2 separate regions of the Homo sapiens genome follow, and region 1 is linked to region 2. A link is an interaction called in ENCODE POLR2A ChIA-PET data of the cell type or tissue named here. Cell type or tissue: OCI-LY7. All regions are shown on one strand. Each heading gives the region's core, and the rest is flanking DNA. Links, peaks and the distances in the headings are about the cores only. Region 1 has its middle 160 kb from the start of LNX1-AS2. Region 2 has its middle 16 kb from the start of PDGFRA.

Evidence for each region. Peaks named below come from ENCODE experiments on the same cell type or tissue, not always from the same donor. Only the 100,000 strongest peaks of a DNase experiment are listed, where the experiment ranks them.
Region 1: POLR2A ChIA-PET joins it to region 2 with 5 read pairs; 2 of 35 experiments call an interaction of 5 or more read pairs at or near these places.

Annotation. Positions count from the first base shown.
Region 1 is chr4:53,749,578-53,752,493 of GRCh38, forward strand. No RefSeq gene overlaps it. Among named protein-coding and RNA genes, the nearest start is that of LNX1-AS2, 160 kb to the left of the region's middle. In OCI-LY7, for the core only: no CTCF peak of the experiment used is centred there; no DNase peak of the experiment used is centred there; H3K27ac peaks cover 216 bases.
Region 2 is chr4:54,211,432-54,214,347 of GRCh38, forward strand. No RefSeq gene overlaps it. Among named protein-coding and RNA genes, the nearest start is that of PDGFRA, 16 kb to the right of the region's middle. In OCI-LY7, for the core only: no CTCF peak of the experiment used is centred there; no DNase peak of the experiment used is centred there.

The sequences.
Region 1 (2,916 bases), core at 267-2,766, 460 kb before region 2:
AAATACAAAAATTAACCGGGCATGGTGGCACACACCTGTAGATTCAGCTACTTAGGAGTCTGAGGCACAAGAATCGCTTGAGCTTGGGAGGCTCAGTGAGTTGAGACCACACCACTGCACTCCAGCCTGGGTGACAGAGCGAGACTCCGTCTCAAAAAAAAAAAAAAAAATACAGTGGATCTCAGAATAGGAAACCCCGTCTCCCAGACTAGCAGTGTCAACGTCACCCAGGAACTTACCAGAAATGCAAATTCTCAGACCCCACCCACACTTACTGAATCAGAGACTCTGGAGCTGGAGTCCAGCAATCAGTGTTTTAATAAGCCCACCAGGTGATTCTGATGTGTATTAATATTTGAGAACCACCGGTTTAGAGAGATATAAATTTAAGACTTGGTTTTTGGCAAACCATTTAATCTGTGCCTCAGTTTCATCATCTGTGACGGCTGCACCTTAATGATAACTACCTTATAGGGTTGTAGTGAAAATTACATAATAAAATCAGAGTAAAGAGCATATAAAAGTGCCTTCCACAGAGCATTCAAAAACTTTTTTTCAATCACCTCTTAAGACTTAATACAAATTTAAGAGACCAGTGTTTTTAAAGAGTTTAGCATAGTAAATATCAGGCACATAATAAATAGTATGCCCTCAATAATGCTAGCTATGGTATCAGTGGTAGTGGTAGTAGTAATATAACATTTAACACCTATATTGTACTTACCTTGTACTACGCATCCTTATAAGCCCTTTTTATGTTATGTTTTAACACTTAAAACCACTCTATGAGATAGGTATAGAACAATTATCACCACTTTTGAGCTGAAGGAACCGAGGTACAGAAGGTTTATTTCCAAAGACTACTTAGCTATTCAGTGATAAAACAAGGATCCCAAATCAGATCATTTCATTTCAGAGTCTGTGTTTTTAGGCACTAATCTGGAAAGATACAGAAGACAGAGAGAGAGGGGAATAAAAAAAGGGAAGGGGAAAGAGACTATGCCATTTTATACTATAAATTTTAAAAAGAAGTCTTTTTTTCCAAAAATGGAAACCATAATATTGCAGAATTTGCAGCCAAAAAAATGATGAATGGTGTTGCCTCCAGCCCGAGGTTCCAGGGAGGGGGAGAAAAATATCCAGCCGAAGCCCCTGGGAGTAGTGGGGGTTGGGGGGTTGGCCTGTTCTGGGCTTACATCTTTTTCACTGGTAATGATCTGGGAGGCAGGAAAACATTACCTGTCAGTGTCATTGGAGTTGGTGCTGTTGCAAAATAGCAAGATATAGAAAAGAATCAAATACTGAGAACTTAGAAATCTTGGCAGACTTGGGCCAAAATGTGCAGTAACATAATGCCAAGGGGCCTTGAAGGAGGGGACAGGGGAGAACAGGTGAAAACTCAAAGTTCTTTCAGTCTGCTGTCACACTGTGGACAGAACAGCTGCTGCTCCCCCCAAGAGCCAAGGTCACCGTGGGTAGAAATTGGAGAGGCAATGCCCAAAACGTGGGGAAAGAGACAAGCCCCTTTTCCTTCTTCCCTCCCAGCCTGCAGGGGCACACCTGGAGTATGGCCTTTTGTAAGTTCAGGGAGACCTCAAATATAACTACATTTTCTAAATATGTCAGGGAAAAGAAACTACAAAAGATTGAAGTAGAGAAGAAGGAAATTCTTAGGTATGAGAATTATGTAGGCTGGGAATGACTGGAAGGCAGCGAGACCTATTGGTTAGTGTAGGATAAGGTGAGCAGGAGAGTTTCAATTCAGTTCATCTGTATACATTACATGCCTACTATGTGTTAATTACTCTTTAGGTTTTGGTAAAATAGAGATAAAGAAAACATGGTCCTGTCCTGAGATGTTGCCAGTCCAATGCAGGGGGAGAACTGTAGATAGATAATTACATACACCACAAAAAAAAATGGCCATAAGAGGATGTCCTGAGAATACAGAGCAGGGGTATGTAACCCAGTCTAGGTACAGAAGACAGCAGCTATCAGGGAAGCCTTCTTGGGAGAGGCAGTGCTTGAGCTGAGTCTTAAAAAGATCAGGCGTATATCAGTTAGAATGCTTTTGGCTGCATGTAGTAAAAACCTAAACTCAATAGCCTTACATGATAAAGGTACTTATTACATAACATAATATAGAGTCTAGAGATATTGCAGGCTCATTAATTCAACAGTTGGACAATGTTATAAAGCAGCAGCTCCCAATCTTTTTGGCACCAGAGACAGGTTTTGTGGAAAACAATCTTTCCACAGGCTAGGTTGCAGGATGGTTTCGGGATGAAACTGTTACACCTCAGATCATCAGGCATTAGTTAGATTCTCATAAGGAGCATGCAAACTAGATCCCTCACGTGCACAGTTCACAACAGGGTTCGTGCTCCTTTGAGAATCTAATACTGCCACTGACCTGAAAGGAGGTAGAGCTTAGGTGGTAATGCTTGCTCCCCCACTGCTCACTTCCTGCTGTGTGGCCCAGTCCGTAGCCCAGGGTTGGGGACTCCCGATATAAAGGACCCGGTTTCTTTCATCTCTGTTTTGCCTTCCTCCATGTATTAGCTATGTTCGCAAATTGCTATCCCTCGTGGTCATAAGATGGCTGCAAAAACTTCACACATCACATCTGGACACACCTATGTCAAGAGAAAGAAAAGGGTACTTCCCTTTCTGTTTCTTTCTTCTAAGGAAGTAAACATTTCTCAGAAGCCTCCTCATGACTTTCCCTCATATCTCATTGTCCAGAATGGTTATTTATGGCCACACCCAATCCATTCCCTGGGGAAACAAGGAATAAAACCACCCTAATTAACTTAGACTGTTGAGATCCACCACCCAGAAGAATGGTTATTTAAACAAAGGCAGTAAGGATCTAGATTGTGGAGGATGTTGTATGAGCTCTATTTAATAGGGTGG
Region 2 (2,916 bases), core at 155-2,654:
GGCGCAATCTCGGCTCACTGCAACCTCCACCTACTGGGTTCAAGCAATACTTCTGTTTCAGCCTCCCGAGTAGCTGAAATTTCAGGTGTGCACCACCACGCCCAGATAATTTTTATATTTTTAGTAGAGACGGGGTTTCAACATGTTGGTCAGGCTGGCCTTGAACTCCTGACCTCAGGTGATCCATCTACCTCAGCCTCCCAAACTGCTGGGATTACAGGCATGAGCCACCACACCCGGCCAAAAATAAGACTTTATGTTTTAATAAGGGTACCCCCTGATTGCTGTGTGGAGAATGAATTGCCAAAGGCAGGAGTTGATGTAGGTAAGCAATTGGAAGGTGATTCCTTGAGAGAGGAACCTCTTGAGATTAGGTGGATGCCGTGGAGCAACAGAGGAGTAGACAGATTTGAGAGACTCTTGGAAAGTAAAAATCAATAAAACTCGCTATTGGCTGGGCACGGTGGCTCACGCCTATAGTCCCAGCACTTTGGGAGGCCAAGGCAGGTGGATTGCTTGAGGTCAGGAGTTCGAGACCAGCCTGACCAACACGGTGAAACCCAGTCTCTACTAAAAATATAAAAATTAGCCAGGCATGGTGGTGCACGCCTGTAATCCCAGCTACTCGGGAGACTGAGGCAGGAGAATTGCTTGAAGCCAGGAGGTGGCAGTTGCAATGAGCCAAGATCATGCCATTGCACTCAAGCCTGGGCCACAGAGTGAGAATCCGTCTCACACAAAAAATTAAAAATTAAGGCCAGGCGCAGTGGCTCACACCTGTAATCCCAGCACTTTGGGAGGCCGAGGTGGGTGGATCATGAGGTCAGGAGATCGAGACCATCCTGGCTAACACAGTGAAACCCCGTCTCTACTAAAAAATACAAAAAATTAGCCAGGCGTGGTGGCGGACGCCTGTAGTCTCAGCTACTCGGGAGGCTGAGGCATGAGAATGGCGTGAACCCGGGAGGTGGAGCTTGCAGTGAGCCAAGATCACACCACTGCACTCCAGCCTGGGCGACAGAGCAAGACTCTGTCTCAAAAAAAAAAAAAAAAATTAAAAATTAAAAAAAAATTAAAGTGGCTGGGCGCGGTGGCTCACGCCTGTAATCCCAGCACTTTGGGAGGCCGAGATGGGCAGATCACGAGGTCAGGAGATCGAGACCATCCTGGCTAACACGGTGAAACCCCGTCTCTACTAAAAATAGAAAAAATTAGCCGGGCGTGGTGGCGGGCGCCTGTAGTCCCAGCTACTCGGGAGGCTGAGGCAGGAGAATGGTGTGAACCCGGGAGGCAGAGCTTGCAGTGAGCAGAGATCATGCCACTGAGCTCCAGCCTGGGCGACAGACCAAGACTCCATCTCAAAAAAAAAAAAAAAAAAAAAAAAATTAAAGCTTGCTATTGGCCTGAATGGGAGTTAAGAGAAAAGGAAGAAGAAAGTAAACTACTAGATCTGGAGTCTGGGTTACTGAATGGTGGTGTTATCATTTGAGATGGGAAAGTCTAGGGGATAATCAAGCTTGGGTAAAAATCTACAGTTCAGGACTCAAGGCTTCCCATCATGTCTATTGGTGCAAGGCTGATTTTAGAGGAAATGGAGAAAATCAAAATGACTCAGAACACCTATAGCTTTGCCAGCTTTGACAAGGACTCTCTGGACAAAAAGAGGGAACATTCACATTCTAAAGAATTTTCTTCCCAGGATTTCACAGTCTCTCCTCCAACTCTTCTCCACTCCTTTAGCTCTGGATCTGACAAGCAAACTCCTGCCACCAGAAAAGTGGTGAGGATATCCTTGCATTCCTCTCTCTGCCAGAAAGTGGAAAATTCCCGTGTCTTCTTTTTAGGTCAGAGAGTGTTGCAATTAAAGAGAAGACTTTTCCTAGGATAAGAAGGTAAGGAAACAAAAGTACCAACCAGAGAAAACAAAGTGGAAGGAAAACGAAGAGTGTTTTCTGAGCTGCCGGGGTTCTGACCCGAACAACACAATGTTGAAAGAGCTGCGATGCTGGAGCTGCAGGGTGCAGGCGGGGGTGTCCAGGGCAAGGCAGGAGAGGGCGTCGGGGATCCTATATTATATGGTAGGCATGGTAGGTTCTGCAGAGGATTCCGGCACTCAAGCTTATAGTCATTGAACAACTTTGAATAACACAGTGTGGTCTGCATTTCAGAAGGATCCTTATGGTAAGATTGTGGGGGGTGAGGAGAAGAGGTGAAGATTGGAGTTGGGAGATGCAGTTAGGAGGCTGTGACCATAGTCTGGACAAGAGAAGGCAAGGACTTGAACTAAGGCCCTGGAGGCAAGAAGGAATGAAAGAAAGACTTGGTGCCAAGAATGATTTGGGAAGTCAATCTGGAGATTTCCCAGTTTAGGGAACTGGGCAGATTCTGATGGGGAGGGGAATGGGCTAGTCAAGGACAACGTCCAAGCTGAAGGGACCCTTGGAACTGTGACATCAACAACTGAGATAATACAGGACAAGAAGGAGGTTTACAGGAGCTTGAATAGGATTTGTTGACTCCTATGATCTGGTGAGAGCCTAAATCCTGTTTCTGCAAAAGTCGTCATTGTTCTGGTCAATCGATGCCCCACCCAGGCACTGAGTCACTGGTTCCATGCATTTGTTCATATGCTAATTTGTTCATAAAGTTCTGGGAAATTACTTTCTATTTCTTATCTCCTTGCTGTTTCTTCCTGGTCACCAAATACTCAGCCTTGCACGTAGAAGGTACTGTATCCAAATTACCTTTTGAATTTAGTGGCTTTTATACAGTTTGAACCATAATGCTAGGAAAAGGACACAGGAAGCCAGGCGTGGTGGCTCACGCCTGTAATCCCAGCACTTTGGGAAGTGGAGGCCAGCAGATTGCTTGAGCTCAGGAGCTAGAGACCAGCTTGGGCAACATGGCCAGACCCCA